2 separate regions of the Homo sapiens genome follow, and region 2 is linked to region 1. A link is a loop called in an ENCODE intact Hi-C map of the cell type or tissue named here. Cell type or tissue: CD4-positive, alpha-beta T cell. All regions are shown on one strand. Links, peaks and the distances in the headings refer to the core of each region. The heading gives the core; the rest is flanking DNA.

What was found. Peaks named below come from ENCODE experiments on the same cell type or tissue, not always from the same donor. Only the 100,000 strongest peaks of a DNase experiment are listed, where the experiment ranks them.
Region 2: a loop joins it to region 1, with 2.5 times the contacts of the local background. A loop is called at or near these places in 9 of 110 quality-filtered maps.

The regions. Positions count from the first base shown.
Region 1 is chr2:200,367,349-200,383,472 of GRCh38, reverse strand. The region is part of intron 2 of SPATS2L (spermatogenesis associated serine rich 2 like); the gene reads right to left. It also overlaps the pseudogene RNY4P34. Among named protein-coding and RNA genes, the nearest start is that of SPATS2L, 69 kb to the right of the region's middle. RefSeq lists enhancers at 4,296-4,822, 9,296-9,345. In CD4-positive, alpha-beta T cell, for the core only: no CTCF peak of the experiment used is centred there; a DNase peak (open chromatin) is centred at 9,162; H3K4me3 peaks cover 1,335 bases; H3K27ac peaks cover 1,361 bases.
Region 2 is chr2:200,460,762-200,476,885 of GRCh38, reverse strand. It overlaps SPATS2L (spermatogenesis associated serine rich 2 like), which reads right to left. Exons shown (of 13, transcript NM_001100423.2): 10 at 9,487-9,596; 11 at 6,870-6,972; 12 at 3,834-4,054. It overlaps LOC101927741 (a long non-coding RNA gene), which reads left to right. Exons shown (of 7, transcript XR_007088047.1): 2 at 644-783. Among named protein-coding and RNA genes, the nearest start is that of KCTD18, 41 kb to the left of the region's middle. RefSeq lists enhancers at 3,639-3,788, 5,104-5,283. In CD4-positive, alpha-beta T cell, for the core only: no CTCF peak of the experiment used is centred there; a DNase peak (open chromatin) is centred at 9,805; H3K4me3 peaks cover 1,040 bases; H3K27ac peaks cover 1,977 bases.

The sequences.
Region 1 (16,124 bases), core at 8,103-10,602:
GCTAGTCTAAAGTGAAATGTGCTGGAAGGGTTTAATAGAGGCCGAGTTTCAAAGACTGAGTACAAAAAAAGGAATATAAGCTGTCTCATTAATACTTTTTATATCGACTATATGTTGAAATGATAGCATTTGATAGATTGGATTAAATAAAATACAGTATTAAAATTAATTTCATCCACTTCTTTTCACTTTTTTAATGTGACTGCTAGAAAATGTATGATTTTATGTGTGGCTTACATTATATTTCCACTGGAAAGTACTGTCCTAGAGCAGGGGTTCTTAAAGTGTGGTTCCCAGATGAGTGGCCTCAGCATCACCTGGGAACTTGTTAAAGATGCAAATACTCTGCCCCTCACCAGACAGAAAGAGAAGCTCTGGAGGGCAGGGGCAGCACAGCAGTCAGTGCTTAACAAGCCCCGCAGGGTATTCGGACGTGCACTAGCAAAACCGTGAGAACTACTAGTGTCTCCATCCTGGAACATAAAGAAAGAGCCTCTTCCTTAATCCCAAACACTACACACAAGAAATAGATTCTCATGGAAGCCTAGAGAGATAAGGGGAAAGCCAGTTTCCTACAAATTACGTCGTTAAGGAATAATCTTTTCAAAAATATATTATTAATAATAATTAGCACACTTCTGGAGAACTTATAACGTACCAGACACTCTGCTAAGTGCTTGACATACATTTTTTTTCATTTTACCGTCACAACCCTACGAATAGAAATTAAGATTATCCCCATTTTTACATACGTGGAAACTGAAGCACAAAGAGATCTAGTAACTGCTCAAGGTCCCACAGTTAAGTGGCAGGGCCAGGACTCAAACCTAAGGCAGTCCAACTCAGCAAGCCCACGGCCATTGGGCTAACAGCACCTCAAAACCATCATAAACAAGTCACAGGGCTCACTGTCTATGAAATGCAGTAAGAACTCCACCAGGGGAATAAAACCGTTCCACGGGACCTGCCTTCTCAGGCCAGACAGGCCCACAGTATATGCCTTGCGCATTTGCAGGATGCACAAACTGCAGTGCGAAACCACTCCACTCACACAGGAATGGGCATAAATGAACTTGTTTCAAAGAAATGGCTATTTTTGGCTGGGTGAGATGGCTCACTCCTATAATCCCAGCATTTTGGGAGGCCGAGGCGGGTGGATCACCTAAGGTCAGGAGTTCGAGACCAGCCTGATCAGTATGACAAAACCTCGTCTCTACTAAAAATACAAAAATTAGCTGGGCATGATGGCGTGTGTTTGTAGTCCCAGGTACTGGGGAGGGGGATGGGGTGGGGCTGAGACAGGAGAATTGCTTGAACCCGGTAGGTGGGGCGGAAGTTGCAGTGAGCTAAGATCATGTCACTGCACTCCAGCCTGGGTGACAGAGTGACTCCATTCACCACAACCCCGACCCCACCAAAAAACGGCTGTTTTCCTGCAGCTTCCTACCTCAGGTGAAGGTGCAAAGAGTTGCAGTTAGTGGGCCCTCAGCCAACAAATTGTTTCTTGCGAGCTGTGATGCAGCCCAGTGGCTCTGTGACATTCTGGGGTCTAAAGGCATAACTAACTGAATTACTAACTTAATTACTAAGAGTAATTAAAGTGTCTGTGTACCTGACTTTGGTATAGCCTAGACAATGCTATTCAAAAATCCTGCATCACTATGATCACGTAGATCCTAAGACATTTTCTCATGGCTGCCTCAGAGGGGAAGAATCAGCACTGATTTTGTGCGTAGGAAGTCAATTATGCCATGTGATTTGAGAAGCAGCAAAAATCTCTCAGGCAAAACAGCATCCAACAGTATCTCTGAGTATGGCTTCTCAAGAGACATATGCATTTCTACTTAGTTGAAGGCATGCAATATATTACCTCTGGAAGAAGGCGCACTATCACAGACTAATTTATTTCATTCTCCTACTGCCGTCAATTGGCCCTTAGCAGACAGCAGTGCTCTGACAGGATGGGAAACAAGACAGGTACCCTTCGATAGGGAGAGTTGGAAGAACTTCACATCTGTCTATAAAGGGCATCATTCATCCTGACAGGCCACACTGTGGCACGAGGGCCTCAGATCTCCAGGTTGGAGGAAATGAACTCTGTGGTCTCTTTTGGCTCTCAGGTACTACAGGTTTGTACAGGCACTGGGAGTTGATGGAAACACTTATAAAAGGCGTGGGTGCTGTCTCCAATGATGTACAGTAGTAGGCTATTTCTCTGTACAGGTCACTTTTAAACCAGAGACTAACCATCCAGGGCCCTAAGCACAATCAGGGGCACTTGCATGCCAGCTGAAGAGGGAAACAAATGCTCCTTCTTCAAAACTGAGATTTGGTCTAAACTTAGTACTAGGTATGTTTTCTGTGGCCTAACTGTTAAATTGCCTAATTTCTCTTCCGTTTTGTCCCCTCCTCCTTTTCCCTCCATCCTTTGCTACTCCTTATCTGGCATGGTAATGACTCAGGTCTCTTATATTTCAAGTGTTTTTGCTCTTTGTTTCTGTGGTTTAATTTCCATAGTTTAATAAAAGTTCTTGTTCCTTAGAGGAAAGTCGCTTTAATTATTAGGACTGAGAAACATAAACAATGAAACAGGGTGGTGACTGAAATATGAATTTCATATGAATATACTTAGATTGGCATTTTTTGTTTAATTTGGAGAAAAAAACTCAAGGTTGCATTTTCATTCAAAGACATTTCAATGTACTCAACCCACTGTTAGAACAACTTCACTGAAAAGCATTTTAAGGGCAAATGTCAGAAAAAAATTTCACATTTAAAAGCTCTGGCTTGGCCTCTTTTGAAAAGCAGGGTTAGCCTTTGGTTTAGAAATGTCACTGCCTACTAAGTTCTTTGTGGGGGGAAGAAAGAAAATTGAATGTTTTATTTAAACAGGTCATTAACAGTCAATACTTATTTGAAAAGGCCTGCTTTCAGAGGCAGATAAAAGCTTCCAATCACTTAGAATATCACTTGAGCAGATCTAGGGCAAGATGTGCTCATGCAAGTTTGAGACCTTCATGGGAGAACCTCTTCACTCAACAGCCCCGAGTGCTGAGTGCTTGTATGGCAGGCAGAGTCATCTGCGTGGCGCACACTGTTGTATATGCTGCACGTACACGGCAGAGCAGAACACAAAACACACTTTATGGCAGTCCCAGCTTTGAATTTTCCATTTTAGTACTGGCAAATGCTTATGAATGAAGATTAACCATTTTTGCATAAAGTGCCAAACCACCTCCTCACAGCAGCAGAATGCAAATGGGCACAAAAGAGCAAAGGACAGCTAAAATAAATGCAGCGGATCTGAGGCAGTGCAAGCACAGGGGGAGGAGGACGCACGGCAGGCTTTATTAGCATTCACCTACGGCATGGTTTTTCTATTTAATTTGAAATTATTTCATTTCATAGGTCTCTGCTGGCTTGAGAATATAAATAAATGCCTTTTTCTAAAAGTGACCCAATGCTGGCTCCTATAAGGATCTGCTTCTGATTGCTGGGCTTTAAAGCAAACATGTGTTTCCATAGAGATGTGGGTGACCCGGACCTGGTGCAAGTACCCACTTGTATCAGCAACTCAATTATACTCGGTTCTTTCAAGATGCGATGATGTAAGCTCAAGTCTTTAAAATATGCCCATCCTCAGAGACATCTCAGGAAAGGTGAAGTGGCCAACGTTATGTGAAGCAGAGAAGAGGTTCAGCAGAATAAATGTCACCCTCTCCAAGCATACTGTAATTGGTTCTCTCCCTGCAGATCACACTGCTTTCCTCCCCCATCCCCCCCACCACCCGCTGGCAAATCCCAAATCCCAGAGGGGTTTGGACAAAAGATCAAACATAGTTCTTTATACTCCAGAGCCCCAAGTACTTTACCACAAACTCCCCAATGTTGAAAAAGAAATATGTGTTCCCTTTCTTCCTTTCCTTCCCCCATCTCTTTAGCTATGGGCAATTCCTACAGAAAGGGCAATGTTTTTTCTTATAATTTGACAAACATTCATTAAACACCGACAATGCACCAGGGTCTGTGGGGAATGCTGGCAGTGGTTAAAGCTACACTTACTGAACTCTTACCGTATACCCAGCAATGCTCTAAGCACGTTCCATGTATTAACTCCTTTTGTTCTCAGAATTGCCCTAAGCAGTGTGTACTTCTATTTTCGTTATCACCATTTTATAGAAAAATAAACATGAGCACAGAGAGGTAAGCTACTCACTAAGTCACAAAGTTATTCAGTACCTGGTTGAGCTAAGATTCGAACTTATATCTCCTGGCTCCAGAGCTCTTGGCCCCAAAGGAGCTTAAAGATCAATGATGAAGACAGATATGTACACAAAAACAAAGGAGAACGCCAGGCAAGGAAGTGGGGAAGGAAATGAGATTAAGAACTGGAAGAATTAGAGTTGGAATTCAGCTGGCTCAAGGTTTTGGGCACAGCAACACTGGGGCTGTGGTCTGTCCAGCTCAAAAGTCCCATCCCAGAGAGTCAGGCGCAAAGGTATTAGAGGCACGCTTGCTGTTAGCGGGGCTGGGGATGGGGCTGTATGCTTTTTAAACTTTTAATGGGATCTTTATAAGGACAACACTGCATATTCACGTCCAAAGAAAACATGGATTGTGGTTCTGCAATATAACTCTGAACCAGCAAAAAGAACCCCTAACTAAACCTGGCAAACAAAAGCTCTGTGTTTATAGCTAACTCTGGGAAGCTGGCTCGGTTGTCATGGAATAAAAATGTGGAAAAGGAACCCATCATCTCTTCACAGCACATTCTGGTTTCAAAAATCTCTGTTCCAACAAACTCACAGTATCCTAGTTCATTGAGTCAGAACACTCCTAGTAAACATTTAATAATTTTCTCAAAGTGGCAGAGAAAGTCAGTTTTCTTCCTAGTTCCTTGAAATGTCACTGGCACTGGCGGAACAAAAACAGTATATGATGTACTGCCTTAAACGCACTGGCACTTGGTGGGAAAGAAATACTGGGGAGTGAAGGCAGGGCTTGGACTTCCAGTTGGAGAGTACCCCCAGGCAGCCAGCCCCCTTTCCCACCCCATTACTGTTCTTCCTATGGCTTCCCAGCAAATGCAACCTCAACTCACTTTTTAAGGTTTCCTCGTGCTCCAAATCAGGGCTCTCAGTCCAGTTTCCAGCGACTGGCTTTCTCAGGAGGCACATAAGCTCTGTTCCCCCACTGGCCACCTTTATCAACTTGCTTTTACTGTGACCAGTAAGTCATCTCAATAGTGACGAATGTGGAGCCAGAAACCAGGGTAGTAGCAGGATCTTGGGCGTGGCTGAGTAATCAGCAGGGGGTTGGTGGCCTTGGTCACCTGAGCAACAGAAAGACTCACCTTCAGAGAGACTACTTGTTCCCTTTTTGTGAAACTGCCCAGTGTTTTTGCCTTCAGGGTCCTGTTAGTGAATGCCAGCTCTTCATCCTTCTTATCTTAGGGAAGGTATAGCTCTAAGACTGAACTTGCAACCTTTACACTCACTGCCCCTGAGGCTGAGAAGGTATAGGCTGGGACTGTAGTCATCATTCCAAAGGTCAGTTTCTGGGCATGATTGTCTGCTAAGGGCTTCTTATCTTCCAGGCGACACCAGGACAGGCATATCAATCAATTAGTACACATTCTTACACTGCACCCTGAAACCAGTTCCTGGTTCTACACCTAATTGAAAACATCTGTTAGCTAATTTTGCATTAAATGGAAAATGTAAAAACCATGTCTAGGGGTATACATTTTATTAAGGGGCATGTGCTCACACAAGGAAGTGAAGTTCTTGCCTGATCTTTATTCAGTTTAACGGCAAAAAGCCAGGGTGAGAAGCATGTGATAGAGTACATTTGGGGCAGAGTGGAGAGGGTTTTCTTACCTGTCAGACCTGCTCCATCTACACACACATTAGTCCTATATATGTTACCTGTTCACTGGTTTGAGTTTTAGAAATCTAACACATACATTCTACATGTTCTTAGAAAGGCTCACTTCCCTCTCAGATCAGGCCCCACCATCAGAGCCCATCTAGCTGACCACACACAAGCAGTTGGCCTAGAAAGCTGCTACCACCAGCCCTGTGCCTCTGTCACCAAGCACAGGATCTTGGGCCCTTAAGTAATCTCGCAGAGTAAACACTGCCTATTTTCTGCAATACAGATTCTTCCTTATGTTCTTATGACCGAAAACAAGCAATTACGATTCACCAAGATTGAATCCCAGCTCTACCTCTTACTAGTTTTGGGATTTGGGCAAGTACTTTGATCTAGGCCGTGTTTCCTCATCAGTAAAATAGGGATAATAATAGTAACTACGGCATAGCGTGGTAAGAAGGATGAAATGAGTTCATGTTTGTAAAGTGATTACAACAGTGCCTGGCACACAGCAAGTGCTATAAAAGTGCTATAAAAGAATATAAATAGATGCTCTCATAGCTCATGTGGTAGCTTTCCCACTGTCCTCATTTTACAGGTGAGAATCTAAGGATTATGAGGTTACCAACATGCATCCAGCCAGTAACGGAGCCGGCCCTTGAAACCTGACCTTCTGACCACAAGTTGTCCTGGTGTGGCTACACCCGTCCCTTTTCCAACTCATACTGTCACCTGATGGGAGAGGTGGGGTGACTCCAGAGAGGAGAGGGTGGCGGCCCGAAGCTAGGGGCCTGACTGCAGCCCTGCTAAGGAAATACGAACTCTCAGGGCTCTGTCTGTGTCCACAGGGTCATTTGTGTTCCATGCTTTTAAAACAGCTGCACTGGCAGAAGCAAATCCATTACTACAATACCACTTCTGCATAGAATGGATCGGAAACCAATGTCAGGTCACGATTTCCTGCCTTGTAGCTATCAGATGTGCTCAGTGCTTTCGTGACCAAATTCACAGCTTAAGGTACTTGTCTTCAAAGGACAACAAACAGTCATAACATAGAAAGAGCAAAGTTCAAATAAAGCCTTGGAGCTAATAAGGGAACAATCTAAAAATTACTAAACCTCTTTCCATACATGATTTCAGGTAATTGTATCAACATGAATAAAAGAAAGAATTCATATGATTTTAATTCCCTTTAGTTTATTCTAATGCAGTCACAGATAATAAAAACTCATTTTGATCATTTATTATATGCTCAGGATTCTAGGGGGTCATATTTACTATCTTAGTGAACTTTCCATTTCCAGCTGTAATACAAAATAGAAATTTGTCACCTGAAATATGCTGTAATGGGAAATTAATAAATAGTTTTAAAGTGCTTCAAATATACATGACTTTAACAGATTTAATACGTTACAAAAAGAATTCCTTCCTTTTAAAAAGACTGCTTCTGATAAATTCCACTTTGCCTTTCTCTCTTCCAAAGTTCCAAATACAATGCCTTTGACAAGCTAAGTGTTCAATGAAGACACATGGAAAGAAAGGAATAAATGTCCTCTCATTTTATTCTTCCTGTCTTGCTTGCAATGAATTTTTAATAATTTTTTCTCCAGTTTTTAACCCCTCATACTAAGTTATCACTTTAAATGCCACCCTTTTAAAACCAGCACTGTCAGGCTGGGCACAGTCACTCATGCCTGTAATCCCAGCACTTTGGGAGGCTGAGGTGGGAGGATCCTTCGAGTCCAGGAGTTCGAGAGCAGCCTGGGCAACACGGTGAAACCCTGTCTCTACTAAAAGTACTAAAATTAGCCAGGTGTGGTTGCATGTGCCTGTAGTCCCAGCTACTAGGGAAGCTGAAGTGGGAGGATCACTTGAGCCCGGGAGGTGGAGGCTGCAGTGAGCTGTGATCATGCCACTGGCACTCCAGCCTGGATGACAGAGTAAGACCCTATCTCAAAAAACAGAAAACCCAGCATTGTCCAATATTGTTCTAGCCACATCATTTCACACACCTTCCAATCCACTCTGCTCTTCCTCCCAGCATACCTCCAACCTTGCAATATCTTTTAGCCATTATCAGAGTCAAGGTCTAATCATAAGCACCCAAACCTTCTATATCATCCTTATTGGGCCTCATGTATCCCCTCTTTAACCTGGTAACTTGCCTACCATCTTTTACTGATTTTATTTCTTCTTACTGTAGAGCCTTATACCCAGGATAAAGTCACTAGACTATAGCTCTCTAGTTCCTCTCGATCAAAGCCTACACTTTTGTCCAAAAAAGAAAGACTGAAGTTAACCTTTTCTATGGAGTATGAAAAAAAAATTCATTTTCACCCAATGCTAAACACATTTAACCATTAGCCTCACTCCTATATACCCACGTAACTCCAGCACAGAGAGGGATTTTCATTGCTGTTGGCACCTACATGCACTTTACGGACGCTTCATAAACCACCTCATGGCCTGCCTTGGCCACACTCTTAGTTTGTAGCATAAAAGGATGGAGTGCAGACACACATCCTCTCTACTTTGCACGGAGCTCTAGCCTGCCCTATGGCTCAACTCACACTGGGGGAAGTTCAGAAAGTACCAGATGCTTCCAATGGTGTACAAGCATTAGCAATACATAGTTTAATCTCTTCCAAATCATTTTTCTAAAGATTGAATGAAACAAAACTTTTTTAGTACAGTGGCTCAAATAATGCACAGGCCTCTCAGCTAAATATAATACCATATATTATTTCCCTTTGGAAGACTTTCATAGTTATTCAATCTACCTAACACCAATTTTGAGGTGTAAATATATTAGGTTTTGATTACTTGTTTGGTGAAATAGGTCCATCTCTCACAGCTTTGGTTCCATTTATACCCATTCTTGGCCGATTCGTAGAGACAAATAATTAGGAATGTCTGTTTTATCTTACTAATGCTAACAATTTCATTATCTAACTGTGGAACATGTCCTTTGAGTGTGCTCCTCCTGGGCCAGACACTACATGTAGAGGGTGCCTGTGTGTGTGTGTCCCTGTGACAACTGAGACCCAATGCCTATTCTTGGTGGGGGTGTATATTGCCATGCACAGGGGGATCAAAACCAAGAGAAATAAGAATGTAACAAAATGGTCAACAAATCATTCTGAAATGACTACAACCATGTACATAAAGTGGCTTCTGGAGGGATGAGATGGCTTTAGTTTAGGTGAGCTTAATCAAAGAGGGCTTCAGAGAGGGAGTGCTCTTTTGCACTACTTTGAGGCAATACTGGCAATGATCGGAATGGCACTGCAGGTATGAGGAAGAGCGAAAGTGAAACTTCGCTTGCAGAAACAGTGACTAATGTGTAAAGCCAGAAATAAAACCTACCTGCTTAGCACACAAAAGTCAGTTAATAAATATTTACTGGGAGGCCACGATTTGTCTCTGCTAGATGCAATGTATTTAGTTAATTATGATGCAGTATAAATTTAAGATTGGCTCCTGCAGGGAGATAAGATTAGCAGGCAGTAAGCAATGAGATGACATCAGAAGGCAGTATTTGAGAAGGTGTCTATATGGTGTGGTTTACATTTGTTCTGTTCGTAATGCAGCTAGAGGTAATATCCTTGTTTCATTTTTCTTTTAGTAAATGGGAAAGTTCCTTCTCATCCTATCCCAGCCCAATTCTCCCTCCCACCCCACTGTCATTTTTGGTTACATGGTTCTGAATCTAGACCTTATGCATTTTCTCTATTATTCTTGAAATACTGAATTGAAAACAGGATCTTTTAAAATAACTTCAAATTGGTGCAAGCTGACTTTCAGTACTTTCAGTTTTGTAAAAATATATGCTTTAATCTAACAAATATTAAAGGACTCCAAAAAAATAAAATTATATAGGCGAGTTACACTTACCTCTAGGAAAGTAACTCATAAATTATATTTAAGATTCCTTTTGGTTTTATTTTTACCTGATTTTACATCCTGTGAGATGACTAACACCAAATATTACATAATTTACCAAACTCAGTCTGGAAAAAGAGATAACCAGACACTGAAAAGACACTCTTGTTTGTTTTACTAAATGCTTCTCTTAAAAATGCGAGGAGGTATTAGAAAAGAAAAATGTCTTCAAAACTTAATCTACATTTGTATCTATTTCTGAATGGCTACCAGCCAGTCTTTAAGTCTTGGTTTCATTTTTTGTTCCAAGCTTTCGAATGATACTTGACTAGACAGAATGCGACCCCTCTAGATGTTTCATACAGAACATAGGGTAAGGATGGAGGAAAGACTCTAATGGTCACAGTATTAGTCAGTTTTGTTCTTTTTTTTTTTTTTTTTTTTTTGTTAAGGCAGTCAAATTTAGCACAGGGGGATTATATGCCAACTTTAGTGACACTAATGTTAATAAGTTCTGGTAACCCACTACCATCAGACCAACGTAGTTAGTTTTTGAAGAATCCTAAAGCCATGCTGTATGGTGGGGAAAAATTAATTTAGCTTATGACAAAGCATTATCCTTCAAGCCTCTGAATAATCAGCCTCTTGCTTTACAAACACTTCTTGTGTCTGACAGCTCTGCCATGCCTTTAGCAATAGCTATCATTTACTGACCACAGTCATTCATTCATTCAGTATTCATTTTAGCACTTAGTGGGCACCTGCTCTGTGCCAGGTACCATCCTAGGTGCTGGGGATACAGCAGTGAACAAACCAAACAAAACCCTCTTTAGGCACCACACTGGATGATTCTATTTCACTGAGACCTCACAATGTATCTGCATGTAGGTATTATTATCTCCATTTTAGAGATGAGGGAACTAAGGCTTATATGTTAAGGCCCAGGTCCCAGAGCTAGTCAACAGCAAGGCTGGGACTGAAACCTCTCAAACTAACTCCGAAGCTGGTCCTCATTCCACTAGTCTGGTGCCATTGTTTTGGTTCAATACAAATTAAGGGAATATGTAGCTTAAAAATTATTTAGAGGGTTCATTCCAGTTGCAACATCTTAGTATTCACAAAAATTAGAATCGTAGATGTAAAGCTGGCTTGGCAAAAATGCCAAAGGGGGAAGGAAAATTATCAATGGGAGGAACAACATTTTCTCAGTGCGTTAAATTTTGCTCCCCACTTCCCAGTGAGGACAAACCACCATGGAATACCCTTTCCTGGGCCACATTCTTTCTTATCCATTCCTTAACTTACTATCTCCTTATGTTCCTTTCCCTTTATTCCTGTTACATTTGGTGTCATTAAAGGGCAGGTGAAGCTGTCCTGGGAGGTAGTGAGACTCCTGTCACAGAATCTGTTCAAGCAGAAGCTGGCTGGCCATTGAATGAGGATAATGGAGAGGGAATTCACTTACAGTTCGGGAAGATGGGGGACCTCTGCCTTATAACTCCAGAATTCCAAAGGGAGAAACAATGTTGTTTTTGCAGTCTTTTCCCGAGTTTCCCATGAGGCAACTAGAGTGGTCTCATTCTGTCTTAGTCATGTGTTGTCTGAAAGCTTGAAGCAAAAATTGAAGCCAAGTCAAGTCCAGCTGATACCTACAAGGCACACTCTCAGAAGTCAATTATTTCCTTTGGGTTTTTATGCCTGGGAGTCTGAGATGGTGATGGAAAGAGCCTTTCTTCCTGCAGGCAGGGCCAGAAATGCCTCAAATCTACGGCTTTGTTAGAAAACACGGTATGACTTACCGTTCAAAGCAAAATCTAAAGAAGCTGTTCGATGACACAAATATCTTCTAACAGATTTTGCATGTTTGGGTTGGTTTGTAACTCAACCCAACCTTCATGAGAAGCATCTCCTGGTCCTAATGTACCCACAATCTGCAAGTTGGTGAAGCTTCAACACTGAACTCAACATCCAGTAACTGTTTACTCTTCTGGAGTCCTGGGACTCTATGTATAAGGGAATTTATCCATTCCCAAATTAATTTGTAGATAAGACATTTTGTCTTGGCAGATCTTGAGAACTTTATTCTTGAGAGTGCACTTATTCCTCATTTGACATAGTCTGGAGTCTTCTCACCCTGAGATACATACTCCTGAGCTGTAAGTTAATCCCGCAGTCAATATCCTCATTAAATAGCCATCCAGACCTTGCTCAAACATATTCTACAATGGGGATCCATGCATCCTAAAAGAGCTTTTTCTGTACAAGTCTACTTGTGACTAAACCCTTAGCTAAGACGGAGGCAACTGCCTTCCATGAATGTGCTAGCTCTGCCTTCAGACACTCCTTAAACCTGGTCACTCTTCCAAAATTCTCAGATTCATCTTACGTATGCTTTCCTCTATCCTAGTACAGACTTGTTCATAGAATCAAAGGATGTCAGAGTTGGAAAGAACTTTATATAATACATTCCTAAATTAATTTGTGGATAAGACATTTTGTCTTGTCAGAACTTGAGAACTTTATTCTTCCCACCCTGAGATACATATATACATGTATATACTCAGTGGTTTTATTCATTTTTAAATGCAGCCTAAGATTGCATTTTCTTGATAATCACATCACGGTATACACTGATCATAATGAGCCGACAATCAATTAAAACCCCCAAGATTTCCTCATATGACCTGAGTCCCATTTCCCCAATCTTTACTTTGGCAGTTGATTTTTCTTTTTGAACCTTAAGTGCATGTGTTTACATTTGGCTCAAATTAATTTTGTCGTACTAATCTGGCTGATTTCTCAAGCCTATTAAGGTTCTTTCGGGTAGCAAATCTGTAACTTTCCACTTTAGCTGTCCATTTCACTTTGGTCATTCACAAATTGAAGGATATCATTTATGTCACTTATGCCATTAAGTACACAGTCTGGGCTTGAATCTCAGCTCTGCCACTTAGGAACTGTGTGACCTTGAGGAAATTAAACTCTCTGTGTTGCAGTTTACTCATTCATAAAGTGGAGATAAAAGGTTATCAATATCAACTACACAGAATTGTGAAGATTAAATAAACTAATATATATAGAATAATAGAACAGTTTTTGACACATAAGAGTTCAATAAATGTCAGTTATTTCTATTGTTTCATCAAAATCATCACCATTCATGTCACTGATAAAGAGAGATCTGGAATAGAACAGAGTCTATACTGGTTACCCTCCGCAATTACACTGACCCATTCTTTGGCACTCTCTGGGTTTGTTATGCAAACCTAGTTGTGAATCCATTGAAACTATTCTGTTATTCAGTTCTTATTTCTCCATTAAATCCATAATGAAACCCCGAGATATTGTGAAAACTGCGTTGATGAAATTCATATACACCATATCTATTACATTCTCTTCACTTTGCATTCCATTTATTCTATTGAACAGGAAAATCACTTAGTCCTGCTTGACTTCTTGGAGCCTAATGATTATCACTTGCTTTTCTGAGTGTTTTCTGTTTTCAGAATAAATTCCAGAATTTTGCTGAGCTTTTATGTTTTCTCTTTTTGTCAATCACCAAGCTTCTGGGGGCTTTCTCCATTCTTTGCCATTCTCACAGATGACTGACTGCAGCAACAGTCACAGGTGAGCAAGGCATGTGATGCAATCCCGGCCAGGTGGCCCCAGTCCATGACGAGGCACTAAGGGCCTAGCACTACACTGCTGGGGACCTCAGTTCCTTCTTACTCACATTTTGTTTTACCCTTACAGGTGAGAAATCAGTATCCTTGATTAAAAGGCAAGAATAAGAAGGGAGCAATAGTACTTTGTTTTTCTCTCATCAGAGATCTTGTCTCTTTCTTATTTTTTTTCTTTACGAAACTAAAACAAATCTGTATAATAAAAAAGATAAAAATAATATCGCAGTCTTGACAGAAATAACTACATCATTATTAAAAAATGCACAAAACTCGACATCACTAGGATTCCAGTCTTCCATATCTGGATTATTCTGTCACCATTATTTTCTGTAGGATTGTTTCTTACCAGCTTTTTATGTCTTTGGTTGTTTTTAGGATTTTTTTATATATTATACTTAATTTATACTTATTATCCAGTACTTAATACTTATTAAGTATTATTATACTTACTATCCAGCTCACCCTGGATTCCAGGCTTCCTGACACTTTTCTGATGGGATTCTGTCTCTCTCTTTGATATTTGTTCTTGGTTATTGGCCTCTCCCTGCATTCTTTTTAAATGGTCTTTTATGGCCCCTGCCTCACGGTGGCTCATGCCCGTAATCCCAGCACTTTGGGAGGCCAAGGTGGGCGGATCACTTAAGGTCAGGAGTTCAAGACCAGCTTGGCCAACATGATGAAACCCTGTTTCTACTAAAAATACAAAAATTTGTCGGGCATGGTGGTGCAAACCTGTAATCCTAGCTATCCAGGAGGCTGAGGCAGGAGAATTGCCTGAATCTGGGAGGCAGAGGCTGCAGTGGGCTGAGATCGCACCACTGCACTCCAGCCTGGGTGACAAAGCGAGTCTCTGTCTCAAAAAATAAATAAATAAATAAAATAAATGAATGTTCTTTTATGAGTTAATTTGAACATGCCCTTTGCAGCCATAACTCTCTTCTTTTTTTTTTTTTTTAGAACTATCAAATCTCTAATTCTAATCATTCAAACAGTTATGGACTGTTAGACTTGGAGTACATGTGTATGTGTAAGACAGAATGTGTACATTATCTTTGGTAATTTGGAAACATAATCATGATTATATTATCAAGATTTCATTGTTGATTCTTTCATTTTATACATATACACATATATTTTATATATGTATATGTAAAACTTACTGGGTATCAGCTATGTGCCAAGACTGTTTGAGGAGCTTTAGGAGTACCTAGAAAGAGCCCTAATTTGAATGTAGAGATGGGCTTCTCATCTCTTCAGTCATCTTCTCTTTCAGAGTCTCCGGCTATAGAACTATATCTTCTTCTTCTCTGAAATATTTGGGATTTCCCCCTGAAGTCTGTAATACATGTCTGCTATATCCACCATCTGCTCCTTAGTTAGCACAAAAGCTTAAACATTGTGGTCACAATCCCCCAAGTGCTGGCCCACAGCAGACACTCAACATGTATTTATCAAATAAATTGATAAAGATTCCTTCTACTTCTATTTTACCAACCAATCTTTTCTTGGTTAAAATTAGGTCCAAAATAGCAGTTTCCTTCATTTACTTTACTTCTCTAGAGAGAAAATGGCAGTGAGGCAAATTAGTATCTGAGACCCCATTTTCATTTAAACATGAATAAGACTTCAAGCAGATGCCGAAAGAGCTTAAGTCTCTCATCACTCTTACTACCTCTGTGTCATTTTTGTACATTATAGCAGAACTAAATTATACCAATGCCCAATATGACTGAATGGTCTAAGTTCATTGAGTCAACTAAACTATGTATTGTCCACCACATGTGAGGAACTCTCCTGGACACTGAATTTTTTTCTTCTTCCTTTTAACTTCACCAAGTATGCATCTTCTTTTGGGTTTTTGGATTCTCACACCTCTGCCTCCCTGAGAAGTTCGGGATTCCTGCTCCACGGAAACAACCCACTGAACTATTACAGTGAAAAAGCTCATTTCCCTTCTGTTTCTGCTCTGTTACAAATCCTGCCATTCATCAACTTCTTTTCTTAGGGCAGATTAGTTAAAACCAGGTTTCTCAACCTTTTTATAATGAAAACTTTCTTACTTTCTTATAACGCTGTTTTGAATACCAAATTAAGTATAGTAATTTAAAAATCAGAACCATGAGACAAAATACTACATTGTTTATAAACTACAACTCTTATCACTTACCAGTTAGGAACCATTTATCTGAATCTGAAAATAAGTAACATTTTTAAAGAATGCAGCTAAATTTACAATGTGATTCAGTTGATCATCAACATGATCAATAACTTTTAGGATCTGAACTTTCATTCACACATTCATTTACTCCATATGTAGCATAAAAATTGGAATTCACTTTCAATACTGGGATATGTAAATATGGGCATTCCTTTCTTAACTTTTTCAATCTACTTTTTAGAAAGTAATTTAGGTAATCTATGATCAAATGCAAACGCTGCACGCAAACAAACCACATAATTTATTTTCCATATGAAATAAAGACATACTCTTATTTTCTTGAAAAGTATAGATTTTCATCTAGGCTTCTGTACCAAGATTTTGAGTCATCAGATCATTTTCACTGACTACGATTTGAGTACAGAATAACTTGTGTTCACAGAAACAACAAATCCATTTGTCTTTGCTGTTTCCTGGTGTGTTGCTAGAAGACTGTGTTCTGTCCACACGAGGTCATGGCCCTGACC
Region 2 (16,124 bases), core at 8,818-11,317, 93 kb before region 1:
ATAAAATCCCCCGCGTTTACTATCCTTCAATTTGTTCATATGACCTGATTTTTCATGGATGCTGGACAAGAGCTCAGGATACAGAAAAGTGTCACATTGACCCTCTGCCTTCATGAAAAAGTAGAAGGTCTATTGAGCTGTTAAATACTTAAGCCGTCCTTGGACTGCAAAGCTAAAAGAGCATTGTAACGCATGCCCTCTGGGGCTCCAGGGGTCATGGGTACTACCCTAGGCACTGCTGTGGGACTGCATGGAGTTTTGATCCTGCCGGTGGCCAAAAGTGCTTGCTCTAGCTCCTGCACCTGCTCACCTGCATGCTCTCCCTCCCCCGAGGGGTTCAGAGCTTCAGGCTGAGAAAGTGAGGCACCCCTGTTGCAAGGCCTGTGAAGGGGTCAAGGAAAATTTCCTGTTCAAAACCATGCATAGGAATTCTAATTACGTAAGTGAAGAAAAAGTAAAATTCTGTAACTTTTCTTCTCTAAAGTAGCTTTTCTAATTTATTCCAAAACAAATATCTTTATAGTTCAGAAATATTATCTTGGACAAATATAGGGGTGAAGTGTATCTGGCAGGTCTTGGTGGCATGCAGAAATAAGGTGTATTTTCACAGAGGTAATTCATTGTTTTTCTAAACTTTCTGCAGTTATAAGCAAAGAAAATTTGAAGCCTCTATTAAAAAATCATTCCTTCAACACATCACTGACCAGGAACGTAAATGGATGAGCAGTAAGGACGCAATGGATTAAGCTCCTTTACAAGGGAAAGATTTCTGAACTCCTCAAGGTCAGTAATAGCCAACACTCATTGAGTGCTTACCATGCACTGAATGGGGTTTCTCACCATGCACTACCTCATTTAACATCAGAATCACCCTTTAAGTTAGTTGCTATTATGTGCTTCGTTTTATAGATGAGGATAAGGAGTTTCAGGGACTTGCCCAAGGTCTATCTACAGTTGGGAAATGGTGGAGCTATTCCCGCTTTATATACTATCTCCTGACAAGACTCTTAAGTTGTAACATAAACATAAACCTTTTTTGAAAATCAAACCTCTTAAGAAAACATGAAATTTTATGAGTTACAAATATATAAGGTTCTTCATTTGTGCACTGTGACTGGATGGTATAGGTTTAGGGCAGACCAACCCCCAATAATTCAGAGCCTAGAGCAAGAGTACAAATGTAGGTCCATACATCTGTTAAAGGAAAATAAATCTTGGGGCCCCCAAATCACTAAGCTGAAGGGAAAAGTCAAGCTGGGAACTGCTTAGGGCAAACCTGGCTCCCATTCTATTCAAAGTCACCCCTCTGCTCACTGAGATAAATGCATATCTGACTGTCTCATTTGGAGAGGCTAATCAGAAACTCAAAAGAATACAACCATCTGTCTTTTATCTGCCTAAGACCTGGAAGCCCCCTCCTCGCTCCCAGTTGTCCGCCTTTGCCTCCAGTAGTCCCACCTTTCTGGACTGAACTGATATTCACCTTACACAAATGGATTGATGTCTCATGTCTCCCTAAAATGTACAAAACCAAGCTGTGCCCCACCACCTTGGGCACATGTCATCAGACCTTCTGAGGCTGTGTCACGGGTGCACGTCCTCAACCTTGGCAAAATAAACTTTCTAAGTTATCTGAGACCTGTCTCAGATTTTTGGGGTTCACACACCATATGTCTGAATACTGTCTTTTCCTATCTCTGGCTCCATCCCACATTGTAAGGGGCCTTGCACACACAAATGTGGACATTCCAGCCTGCACACCTAAGCATCGCCTCCACTCCCACCCTTCCAGCGGATGGGTGTGAAAACTGGCAGTGTTGTTCATCTTCAAGATGATGTATACAGGAAAGTGGTCCAGGCAGATCCTGTGAGCAGGCTTGGGCCCACTTGGGAAGAGTAACCCAGGATCTCGAGTACTGACTGGCAGCATGCTTCAGAACAAAGAGTGTAGATTCCAGTGGCCCTGTCTCCTTGGTCTCTCTGATTCCTTACTCTGTAGAGAGGGCCATGGCTGCGGGAGGGTCAAGAAGTTACTTGAAAACACAGGGCCCGGTCCAAGGGCCATTCTTGCCTGGGTCTACAGTGTTCTGACTTAGATATTTGAGTGGATTTCAACTTAAATGAGCCATTACCTAAACTGCTAAACCAGAGAACTGAAGAAGTATCTACATAGATAGTACTTAATCTGGCCTCCTTTGTTTTTAAAGAAATTATGAAAAAGGGAAACTCTTAGACTAAATTTTAGACTTAATTATCAGCATGGTATTTAATAATGAACAGAGAGGCCAGGCATGGTGGCTCATGCCTGTAATCTCAGCACTTTGGGAGGCTGAAGCAGGTGGATCGCTTGAGCCCAGGAATTTGACAGCAACATGACAAAACCCCATCTCTACAAAAATTATACAAAAAAATTTAGTCAGGCGTGGTGGCACGTGCCTGTAGTCCCAGCTACCCTGCAGGCTGAGCCTGGTGGATTGTTTGAGCCCAGGAGGTTGAGGCTGCAGTGGGCCGAGATTGTGCCAAAAAAAAGAAAAAAAAAAGAACAAAAACTGTGAAGATATATTTAGACTACAAGTAAAAACAGATTTGATTATGATCTTTAACTAATGAGATTATAACATGCTCCTTGTCAAAGTGCTATCTTAAAGCTCATGAAGACTTCAGGGCCTGAGAAAACACCTGTCAATATCATTAATAAGAATTCTCAAAGGCTGAGACAGCAAAACCCAACAAGACACCTGTTAGAAAACCACCATTTTTAAAGTCTTACAAAAAAAAAAAAGAAAAGACTTTTTCTTGGAGATGATAAAAGGTATCTTAGGTATCTTTATAGCATGCCCAACTTCTATATCATCAGATCCTTTATTTTTATTTTTATTTTTTTTTGAGATGGAGTCTCACTCTGTTGCCCAGGCTGAAGGGCAGTGGTGCGATCTTGGCTCACTGAAACCTCCGCCTCCCGGGTTCAAGCAATTCTCCTGCCTCAGCCTCCCGAGTAACTGGGATTACAGGCACCCGCCACCATGCCTGGCTAAATTTTGTGTTTTTAGTAGAGACAGGGTTTCACCATGTTGGTCAGGCTGGTCTCAAACTCCTGACCTCAAGTGATCTGCCCACCTTGGCCTCCCAAAGTGCTGGGATTATAGGAGTGAGCCATTGCATCCGGCAGATCCCAATTTTTTGTTAATTCTCTAAGGATAAGGGGGAAATCACCTCCAAAAGATATAGTGGAGAAGCAGAAGGAGAGAAGGAAGATGGTTCTTTGGACACTTGTGTCTTTAGACATCATAATAGATAAGAATGAAGAATGCCATTTTGAAATGTATTCTCCTTACTGAAATCCCAAGAGAAGAGAAGACTGCACTAACTTTAGCCTCTTATTGATCAGCTAAACATAAATGGGGATTAAAATATCTTAAAAAACAAATGCCAGATTTCCTCTCATTAGTAGTTTAGTAGGTTCCGAGTCTTGTTCCAGAGTCTCTGTGGGTCCCTTCCACGTGTGGGCTGGTTTCGGGGCCCCAGGGATGGTGGCAGTCCTAGCCATGAGAAGAACTGTGTCACTGGGGTGGACTCTGCTCACGTGGTCAAGAGTGCATGCAGGCCACTTCCTCCACATGGGAAAGCACCTGGCAGGCATGGATGAGAGCGACCAGGGGAGTTCCCAAGAGGCCAGCTGGGCAGTGCTGCTGGGTGGGGAGTGGGTGAGGGCAGGTGGCGGGAGCCTGAGTGTGACCCCAGGAGGCCCAGAATCTAGTAGTTGCTGTTTTCTTCCTCTGGAAACAGGTTTTTTTTTTTTTTTCCTCTGGCACCCTGCACCAGTGTCGGCTTACCTGCTTGTTGGCCGGCATGGTCTGGTGAGAGGGGTCGGCGGTGCTGGGGAGACTGCTCACCATTTTGGGGTTTGCCGCTTTGCCTTCAGAGGGCTTATTGTGAGTGGATGATTTTCGGGAAAAGTTACTCTGTTTCCCAGAGGTTGCTGCGTGCGCATTCAGCAGAGGCAGCAGGGAGCTGCAGGGAGTTCTTGAGGAATAGTTGTTCTTTGGATGTGTAACTGCAATAATAAAGTGCTCAGTGTTACGAGCTGCACCTCCAACACTGCTGCCTCAGTAACCCATTAGGAAGCGCTAGAAGATGAAGAAACTGGCCAGGAGCTCCACAAAAACATTAAAAAGTTTTCTTTTGAAAGATGTTATTTGAAAGGGCATCTTGGTGCTTAAGAGAACAACCAAATTTCTTTTGTGGGAATCACTGAACTGTGATTACAGCATAATCATCCAAGTTGGGAGACATTTGTAGGAAATAAGACATATCTGACCAACTTAAATATTATTCTTTAGGTCAAGAACCACCAAGGGAAAAGAGATAATGAAACCTCAAGGTTCCCTCTCTGGCCCTGTCTGCAAATGTACTCTGCCTCGTAGAGTCCCCATTACCAAACCTGTTCTCACTTCCCTGATCAGTTCCCTGGACCAACTGGTACTGCAGACACAGAAAGATTGGGAGCTATGCGGACACTCTGGCCTGTCAGATCCACGATGTTCTGAGAGCTTGGGAATGGGGTGATGTTGGATGTTAGGAATTCTGTTACTCTGGGTCATGCATATCCCCCAAACACAGGGCCAGGCCCGCCAGCCCCTAAGGCATCTTGTATATTTCATTAGTGCTCCATCATCACACCTTTAATCAGCCCCGTTTTCTGCAGCCTCACTGCAGATGTGCACCACTTCCAAGGTTACAGGCAAGGCAGGCTGATCAGGCGGACACCCGTCAGAGCTCAGGGCTCAGGGCTCAGGGCTCAGGCAGGTCTGCTCAGCGTTTATTATGACCATTCCCCCTGGTTTTGAAAGTGGTGGTTTCTGCTGGGATGATTTCTATGTGATTACACTGAATCAGAACTGGAGGGAATCAATTCAAGGATAAAGCCCTGACTTCCCTCTCACAGTTCACCAGAATCTGACTGCCAGCTAGACCTTTCTTTGAGGCTTAAAACTGTCACCAATTTTTGAAAGCAACTTTGTCTGCTCTCTTTGTTGGATCAGATTTAATCCCAGGGTTCTGCTAGAGGACTAGGCGGGACCAGTAAGAATCACAATACAGGAGAAATGGAAAGGCCAGGGACACATCCCCAGTCCCTTCAGTGTACTGGGAAGGTGTGACAGCAAGCTGGGGCTGTCCAAATGTGACCAGGGGATTTCCGTGGCTCCTATGCTCACCAGATTCAGTTTCATGGGGTCATTATTGTCTGCAGATCAGGGACCACTATTTCCGGTTCAGTACCTGTGGGTTCTCAATGTGCTCTCAACAAAGCTGAGAAGGAAGGGCCTTTGGATGATTACGGTGTCTGTCTTTCAGAATGGACACCTGGAATTTAGTAAGGGACCATTTCTCCCACTAGATGGCACTTGAAGTGCTCAGGAGGAAAGGAGGTGAAGGGGCACCTCTCCATCGCCCCGAGATCGGTGGTGACAGGGCATCGCTCAGCATCACTGTCTTGCTCATTGAGGGCTGAAGTGGAAAAGAGGGTGGGCAGTTCCCTTTTTTAGAGGTGGGGCAAAAGCTGGGGATAGAGAATGGCAAATAGGTAGATTCTTTCATAAGGAAGAGTACAGGGGGGAACAATAATTTTTAAAAATGCAGTCAGAAAATCAAATAATTGGCAAGGATGTGTGGACAAGGATGCTCGCAGCAGTGTTAATTAATTAATTAATTAATTTTTTGAGATGGAGTCTCGCTCTGTCGCCCAGGCTGGAGTGCAGTGGTGCGATCTCCACTGACTGCAATCTCTGCCTCCCGGGTCCAGGTTCAAGTGATTCTCCTGCCTCAGCCTCCCAAGTAGCTGGGCTTACAGGCACCTGCCACCACGCCCAGCTAATTTTTGCACTTTTAGTAGAGATGGGGGTTTTACCATATTGGCTAGGCTGGCCTCGAACTCCTGGCCTCAGGTGATCAGAGTGTTATTTTAATGGTGAAAAACTGCAAGCAATCTAAATGCAGCAACCAGAAGACCGGTGACATCTATTATATTTAGAGAAATGACTGGTTAAATATATTGATATGAAAAAATGTCTACCATAGATTGTGAAGTGATAAAAGCAAATTGTGTTACTATATATGTATGCAGTGTAGTACAGTATAGTTAATTCTATCATAATAGGAAGTGCAGCCAAATCTTAATTTTTCAGCTGACTGCGAGGCTGTGGGTTTCCACGTCATTGACTAGTCCTTTCCTCCTTGTGGCCGTCCTTAAAGCCGCTTCAGTGCTCATTCCCACCTCCCCTTGTGGGTGGGCTGGTGTAGGGGGAAAATATAGCAGCCAATTTTGTTGCACATTAGCTGCTCTAATTAAGGCTTAATAGGGAACAAGACTAAAGCTAATGGCTGAGTGAAGTCTTTCATTATCTGCAGCCTCACTCAGCACAGAGAACCGAGGGTGGAGGCTCAGGGCACTGCTGAGGGGCTCGCATAACAGCTGGGCCCTGCACAACAATAACTGATTGTTCCCAGACATGTTAGGAAGACTCACTCTCTCTGCCTAACGAGTTTCTGTAGAACCAGGGCTGTTTGAAATCAGAGAAGCAGTTTAACTGGCAGTGCTTAATAAAAGTTTGCAAAAGGTATCAACTAGTTGACCTGTTCTGTTCCACTTAATAAATCCTGGGGAATTACTGATGGGCAGTGGCATTTGAAGACTCTAGGTTCAAATCTCGACATTTCTGGTGACTTGTGTCATGAGCTTAGATCATTAAATCTCTTTAGACCTCACGTTAGCCCCCTGGGGGGACTGCACACCTGACATTTCCAATAGCAACTCCAAATAGCACCAAGGTTACTCACACAGAATTATTCAGCAAATATGCAAAACTCACTTTCTCCGCAGAGCATGATTTGGGCCTTCAGCTGTTCGATGTCACAGGAAAACCGGGCAGCTTTCCCGAGCTCCTCGTCATATTTACGCTCGCTGACAAAGTGCTGGAGGAAAGAGATGAAAAGCAGGAACCCCATGATTACAGAAATGACCAAGGCACCCCCGTGGATGCGTTCACTCTGCTCTTCCGGTGTCCACTGCAGTGCTGACCTGGTGGGGATCTTTCCAGCCCTGTTGCTGGGAGGCTCCACGCTCAGTCTTAGTGCTGACCTGGCTAGGGAATGAGCATCTTCCTGCCTGGGGAATATGTGAGGGGCCTGTGTTTCTCTTGTTTGGGCCTACATGAAATGTGTGTCTGACTCATCTATTTAACCTTTTAGCACCCCTCGCCCTCCTAGTACTTTTCTGAATTGCATTCTGGCAGGGTCTTCTGAGTTTGGCCAAGTGCCTTCTAAGGTATTAACCATCAAGAGAAAACATGTCGTCCTTCCTAGACCCCCATTCCTATTTTAACAGGGAACCGGGACGTCCACAAAGCCTTTAGTGTCTGGAAAATATTATTTTAAATGGCAGAATTTCAAGTGCTGTGAAAAGAAGTGAGAAAGAGATTATTTTTCCATTCATTTAAAATTAAGATCTGTGTGTAGAAGACATGGTGAGAAATACAGAAATAACTGCGACTCAGTCCCTTCTTGAGTTTACCAGGGAGTTTAGCAATGGCAAGGAAAACAGATACCATTAACTACAATACAAGGTGGAATGTGGTTGGTGCTTTAGGAATATAAAAGAGGAAGAAATTATTTCCTACTGAGGGCAATGGGGAAAGAGTTATTTAAGAGGGAACATTGAAAAAATCATTGAACACTTACGAGGCACTGGTCAAATTCTTAGCAGATAATCTCATTTCATCTGATCACAGTATTATGAAGTCAGTATTATTACCTCTGTTTTACAGATGGGGGAATTGGGGTTCTACGAGTCTAAGAGAATGTGTAACTTATCCAAGGTCACAGAAGTAGAAAATTTTGCAGCTGGACTGTTTCACTCCAAAGCCTGTGCTACTAACTATTTTATGATGGGTGGCGTTTTGATAGGCAGAAATGAAACTCGGAAGATGAGGTGATTTCAATAGATCAGGAAGCTAGCAATTTTATATTTCTTACTTGATGTTCTAACAAGCTGGGATTTTTGTAGAGAGAGATGGAAGTTGGAACATATATTGAAGTCCAGCTGTGAATTTCTTTCTGAGGGGAAGGAGATATACTGGGGAAACCAGATCTGCTTTGGGAGTTTACGTCTGGTCTTAGTGGAGTACGAGGCTGAAGGGAGACAGTGTAGGCAGAGAGACTAGTGTGGAGGCCACTGCAATTGGCTGGGTGGGAGGCCACAAAGGCCAGAGCAGAGAAGCTGAGGAGGGAAAGGCCACTGACGCCCTCAGCACCCTCAGGTGAGGTCCTCTTCCCCATGGGGCCCGCTTTCATGCCCAACCAGGAGGGAGGGAGTTGAAAAGTCACTTGCCACTGTCAATCATTGCCAAGCAGTTTTATGCCCCAATTTGCAATCTTACTTTCAAAGCTAGCAGCAGCTGTGTCTTGCAACCACTCTAGTTTCCTGGAAGTGGGTAAGAAGCTGGAAGGCGTGTGTGTGTGTGTGTGTGTGTGTGTGTGTGTAGTATACTGGGTGAAAAAGTGGATAAGGGGAATTTTAAAATTTCTTCCTATTTTGTTGTAAATACTTATACTTGCCTTCCTGGTAACTATTTCCCCTTCTGGTAACTGTACCCTGATGCAGTTTCAAAGATCCACAGTCTTGGTGGGTCTGGCGATCAAGATGTCACACCCTCTCTGGGCCAAATGATGGACGTGACCCAAGTGGAGGCCAATCAGAGCCTCTCTCTTAGGGATCCGAGCCAAGTGGGGTGGTACAGGGCTGATGGTCCCATGAGAGTGTCTAGTGATTATTGCTTCTTATTTCACCAGAGCCACCCCAGTTCCTACCTAATTGTTGAGCTGAGCCTTCAGACAGGGCTCTGCTTTGCTGAGCTATACTCACATCCTGTCAAATTCTACTTGTCCTTGAGGTTAGCCAGGGTCAGTTTCTGTTGCTTGTCAATGAAGGAATCTAATAAATACGTATTTATGGGTAGTATTCTTAATAAAAATGCAACTAAACTAGAAAATAATACAGGAAAGAAATCTCCACAGACCGCATGCTTTCTAATCTTCACCATTACACTACGTTCATGCTTCGTGTGTGTATATATACCTGTGGATGTGTTTATATGCATACATACAAATCACAGTGTGTGAAAATAATATCCCCCATCCCAGCTATAATTCATGGCCTGGCCAAGTTACTTTATTTGGTTCAGTCTCTACTGACTGACAAAATAGCTTGTACCTCTCCTTTGGAGTAACACATTCCTTCAAAGCACATTACACTTAAACACAGTGATTATGTGGGTCTTCCCCCTTCTGTGTTCTCTATTTCCACCCTGTGGAAGAGAGCTGGGTGTACATGTTAGATCCTCAGAGAGCAGAACTCTGTGGATGCAAAACAAACATAATTGGGATCAGCTCTCTGGCTCAGGGTTCAGGCTGTGATATTTTAGAACTGACCTTAATTTCTGCCCTGAGTTCGGCCAGCTGCATCTCTGCCATCTGACTGGCAAGGTCAGTGAGTCTCTTTAGTTCTTCTGCTTTCTTCTGACGAGCAGTCAGGATTTCCACTGCCAAATAAGGAGGAGTCATACATTAGGGCCAGAGATTGAAACATATTAAATAACCTAATTTCTTGGAATCAGTTCTCACTCCACAGACTGATTGCTTTGTTGGACCACGACTGTGTTTTCTGAGTTGGTCATGGAGGCGGGTTCACCCTCTGTGCCTATTACCAACAACCCAGTTCCTCCTGTCCTCCTCCACCAATCCCCAAGCCAAACACAGTCCCTTCTGATTCACTGTACACTCCCACTCTACATTTTCTCCACTGGTGTCTGACCTCACTTACGGAATTTAGACTTTTGAAATTTGTTACTCCGAACAACGATCTCTGAAAAACAACACTTATTAAAATCCTCTCTGAGTGATACCGCCAAGACAGGAAGTCTACTAAGCAGAAATCATTCTATATGTGCTGCACTATTCAACTTTAACAGCAGCAGCCCTCTTGAACTTTAACACATACTCACTTAGGGTGACTAGCTGTGTTACTGGAATCTGACATAAAAATCTAACTTTATTAGTTTTTTTGTGAGCCAAAAATGTCTCTGCTTTTGATACTCTGCAGATATGTTTCCATTCAGCAAAAAAACAGAAGTTCTACCCCAGAGTGTCTTAGGTCTTTCTATAAGTGTCCCCAGTGGAAAAATTTCAAGAGTGAGTGAGGCCAGCTAGAACTAGATTCGTGTGAATTTTTTAGCACCTGCACACGTAGAGAAGACACTGGGGAGTACTCTGGCTCCAACATTTTCACACATCTTCAGATGAACTAAAGGTTCAAATAGATGTAGTAGCCTATCAGTTGGTTTGTGTCTGTGTGTGTATACACGTGTTTCCCAAAAGATTATGGCGCTCAGTAGCAATCAATACAGACACACAGGATGAGATTTAAATATGCAGCTGGATCTTTCAATAGATAGACTTCTGGCTCTCTAATTCGACTCATATGAATTGCCTTCATTTCTTTAGGACAAGCATTTTGAGGTGTAAGAAAAAAGGTATTCATCTAAGATGACATGCATGTCGGACTCACATTCTATGCTTGGCTGAACAAGGATCAACTGCTTTATTAGACCAGATTCACAGCATACGTGCAGGTCCAAACAATATGATTTCTGATTTTAAGAGTTCTTATTACTCAAAATATCAAAAGATAGTCACTGCAAAAGCCCAAAAAGAAGTACAGAATCCATCAAGAGTTAAGATTCCCTGCAAATCATAAACCATTCTTTAGACAGACTGAAAGGCATTATCTTCTTTTGTTTTGAGACAGAGTCTCGCTCTTTCGTCCAGGCTGGAGTGCCGTGGCATGATCTCGGCTCACTGCAAGCTCCGCCTCCCGGGTTCACACCATTCTCCTGCGTCAGCCTCCTGGGTAGCTGGGACTACAGGCGCCCGCCACCATGCCTGGCTAATTTTTTGTATACTTAGTAGAGACGGGGTTTCACCATGTTAGCCATGGTGGTCTTGATCTCCTGACCTCGTGATCTGCCTGCCTCGGCCTCCCAAAGTGTTGGGATTACAGGTGTGAGCCATCACCTGGCCCTAAGACATCATCTTTTTATGCTGATATCAATGTTGAGATGTTAATAAAATAATTAGTCTATAACTCATACAGCTTTATCATCTGCCAAACTATGCTAATCATGCTTTGATTCTTTAACTGGGGCTCCCCCTAGCCCCCATTTACAATACCATGTGGCTGGGCAGACAGATCTGTGCCTAATAGTCTTTCTGAATACAGAGGAGCTAGTGAAAAACTTGTCTGGATGGTGAAAGTGAAGGGAAGTTTCATCTCAATGTAGACAACAGATTGCTGAAGGATGTCTCAGGACACCCAGTGGGACCAAAGGTCACAAAAAGGTGGCTCACTCTCATTTTCAGCCAGAGTACATATGTCTTGTTTGGTCCACACATTACGTTTACAAATTAATTGCCCACATTTAAAAATTAGAAGATTCCATTTGAAAGCTGGCTCTCTGGCATCTCTTAAAGTACTGGAATTTCTGGTCACAGTTGGTCAACCTTCCTACATGGTGACAAACGGCTGAAGCCAAGAAGCCACTGCCCTCTTTAGATGGAGTCAGGTGCCCAGTGTGCCATGGTTTCCCCCTGCCCCATTTGGCACATTAATGTTACCTATCTGTTTCCTGCGAGCATCTCCAGTCATTCTCGGGACTACGGTGTGAACTGCACTATGTAGTTCTTTGTGTCCATGGCACCTAGTGCCTGCTTGGTACACAAGGGGTATGCAATATGCCTGCTGAGTGAAGAATTCAATGAATGAATTAATCTATTACTTAAAGGGAATATCTAAAGAAGGATGGAAGTTCCTTTTCTACAGGGGTCACTTAAGACTGTTTAGGATCCACACCTTTGATTGGTTATGTTATTTGTTTGCCATTATAATTCAATATATGGATGGGACTAACATCTGCAGCATGAGAAAACAATTCAAGTAGGAAGATGAAATGAGGTATGTTCTTCTTGCAAACTAAAATTAAAAAAATTAATTCTGTTGCCAGGCGCAGTGGCTCACACATGTTATCTTAGCACTTTCGGAGGCTGAGGCAGGAGGATTGCTTGACTCAGGAGTTCAAGACCTGCCTGGACAACAATGTAAGACCCTGTCTCATCAAACTGATAATAATAATAATAAAAAAAGTCTGAAGGCCCAGACTTGAAAAGCAGCTAGTAAAGGGGTCATTAGGCCCTCAGTGATGACACAGTCCAACAGATCTAACTTTTCTTCATGGATCATTTGTGAGACTGGTGACAATTAAGGGCCATTGTTCTTTTTGATTAAGCAGAACTTGGGCATTCATACCAAACAAAAGATTTTGTAGAAATAGATATAAATGGGCCCTAAAATAGGAATGCAGGTGCAAGATCACCAATAAATTCTGAGTTTACCCTCATGCCAATGTGCATGGAAACAAATACTTTGGATCAGCAAGTGTTAAAATGCATTTTACATATAGTCTCATTAACATTTCAAAGGCTTTCATTATGAAAAAAGCCTTAAAACTTGAGATCTAAAGCCAATATTCTTTGGCTGAAGGGATGAACATTTTCACCTCAAAAACATCAATCACACAAACAAACAAAAACAGATCAGATCTTAAGCTTCACTGATCCTGTAATTTACAATAGAATAATAAGTATGTTTTGGAAGCACCATGCTTTCAGAAATCTGTAGAGGAAGACAATTCTGTACAGCTTAGGTTATCACTGCATTCAAGACTTAATTAATATTATGTATGTATAAACAGTATCTGGTAAGCTGAAATCCACTTTCTCAATAGGATTTATAAACTCCTTCAAGCTTTTGAAACACATTGGAAGCTTGCTCATATTATCTGAACCATAGAAAATCTGAAGGCTTCTCAAAACAATAACCCTCAGCAGAAAATATACTTAAAATCCCAAGGTGGGGGCCAGGGGCCAGGAGCTGGAGAAGTGGCTCTTTAAGCACAAAGATTCTTTGGAATACTTTTTATTCCTTAAAAATTCTAGTGAATTTTGCATTCTACTTCATAATTTGTTTGTGTTACTATGAATTTACAAAGTAATGTTTTCTTCCCGTATCTCTAGTGAACTTGACACCTGTGCTTATGTGGGTATAAACAGGAAGTTTGAGACCCTAGCACTACAACACACTTGGTTTCTTCTTCTGTAAAATCTGTGTAGGAACTGATCACATGTTGTAGGGGTATTGTGGAAATAAATGGAATAACATACATGAGGTGTTTCGTATAGTATACTCAAAATGCTAACTCTAAATATTATTGATAAAGTGAGATCTCTTCATCTAGAATATACTTCCTCTTTTGTGCAATTACAGGAATGTTCACTAATATTCGTTCCCACAGTCTACAGATACTGACTTATTTACAATAACTCATTTAACAAATATTTATGAAGTACCTGCAGTCTTCTCAGCACTGGGTTAGGTGCCATGAGGGATTTAGGAGCTTCTGTTATAATTGAGGAAATATGATTTATAATGTCTACAGGAAATGTAAAGTGTGAAAAATACTCTTGAGACCACAGAGAACCAAATTAAAGATGGTGGTTGTAAAGACAGTTCTGTAGTTAGTGGGGAGAAATTCCATGGTTCTTTCTATCTGTGGAGAAGACATAGTGTTGATACAGGCTTGTCATTTGAGAGATGCAATAGAACCCCTGACTTCCATTTTTTGACTGTAATATGAGCGGGTTGGGGTAATTTACTAATAAGAACTCTTCCCTTTTTGCACACATATTGTATCAGGCTCTGTGCTAAGTGCCTGACGTGTATTTTTTCATTTTATCTTTACAATAACTACTTGAGATGGATATTATTATTATTATTATTGTTATTATTATTTTTAATACAGGGTCTCTCTCCGTTATATAGGCTGGATTGTAATGGCATGATCATGGCTTGCTGCATCCTTAAACTCCTGAGTTCAAGTGATTCTCCCCTCTCATCCTCTAGAATAGCTAGAACTATGGGCACATGCCACCACACGTGGCTAATTTATTTTTTATTTTTATTTTTTTAGAGATGGGGTCTTACTATGTTGCCCAGGCTTGGTCTCGAACTCTTGGCCTCAAGCAATCCTCCTGCCTTGGTCTTCCAAAAGGTCTGAGATTATATGTGTGAGCCATTGCCAGGGCCTAAGGAATATTAGACTTTGAGAAGTCAACAACATGGTTCAGGGACACACAGCCAGTTAGAGATGGAGGTTGGACTTGAACTCAGTTCTGCCTGCCTCAAAAGCATGCAAATGGGCTTCCCCAGGGCTGAGGTTAGTTCAAAAACCAGGACCTGCCATACCAATTACTCAAGTTAGGTGAACTCTGTCAACCAATCTAGCAGTTTCAGCTAGCCTGAAAGCTTGGTGAGTGCAGGCTCTACATTTGTCTGTTTGCTGTTTATCCTGGACACAAGGAAGCGCGTGTGTTTACTGATTGAGTAAGTTTTTAAAATGGGATGCTCTCCAGAGATGCTCCAAATTCCACAGGTCTTGGCATCAAAGACTATCATGTCTCAAGAAGGAAAAATAAGTACATGAAACCTGAGGTCTTTTCTTGACCTCTAAGAAAGTGATGATGTGCTAGTGACTTTCCATTTTGGTTCAAGAGGATCATTTGTGTCTGTGTTGGTTGTTAGCATTTTTATCATTAGGACATGAAACTGAAGTAAGCTATACTTGAGAAGTAGGGAAAATCCCAAGTTGTGTATATAATCTACTGTTACTGAAGATGTCAACAAATTTCATAAGAATAAAATAATTTCACAATCAAAGAGATTGTTTAACTACCTAAATAGTCCATAGCTTCACCCTGGATCACATTAGTTTCATTTAACAAAGCTTGCTGTATTTCAGGATTCTAAAATGTTGCTTACAATTATTTAGATGCCTGACTAAAGGAGGTCTGAAATGAATAACAAAATAATTTAGAAAACTGTGTAACAAAAATAACGATAGCTATTTTCCATAAAATGACACTTGAATTATGGCCTAGGTCCAGACAAGAAAAATAAAAAAGAATGAAGAATCTGGTCTGATCTTTCATTCTGGCAAAAGAAAGACATCACATCAAAGGTAAAGGGATTTCACTGAAATCTGGTTAGGGGCACAGACTGCCATTTATCCAATTCATCTTTGGGTAAAGATGAGGAATTTAAAATGCCCAGGAGACAAGGATTGTAAAACTGAATCCCAGCTGGAAAATAGGGTCTTAGGGGCCCCATTAACACAGCAAACTAAATTCAATAATAAGGGAGGGCCTCACACATTCACTTGTGGTTTGATGTTGAATCTGACAAAGTAATCTTGTCTTTGTTGAAATTTCCAACTCATGAGCCTCAGTCTATTTAAGATGGTAATTCTTCTCTACTACTCAAGTAACTTTACCACAGTGGAAAGGTTTAGAAATCAGCATAAAGAAAATAAAACAAGTCAAACCCAGAATGTTAATATTTTATGTTAAATTTAGGATTAAGTTTTGCAATGATCAAGATAATTTGAGCGTGTTCATTATTTAAACAGAGAATTTGGTACATTAAGCAATCTGATTTGTGATTTTCAATTTAATATATGGAATTGATTTTCTTTTGCGGTTTTAAGTTGGCAGGTGTCAGTGTATTTGACGAAGTTCATGAACAGAACTGGAGTATTTTAAGAAAACTGTTTAGGCCGGGCGCGGTGGCTCAAGCCTATAATCCCAGCACTTTGGGAGGCTGAGCTGGGCGGATCACAAGGTCAGGAGATTGAGACCATCCTGGCTAACATGGTGAAACCCCATCTCTACTAAAAACCCAAAAAATTAGCTGGGCGTGGTGGTGGGCGCCTGTAATCCCAGCTACTCAGGAGGCTGAGGCAGGAGAATGGTGTGAACCTGGGAGGTGGAGCTTGCAGTGAGCAGAGATTGTGCCACTGCACTCCAGCCTGGGTGACAGGGTGAGACTCTGTAAAAAACAAAAACAAAAACAAAAAAAAACTGTTTAGTGTATCTTTAATTTTGAATTATTAATCTTATTATTA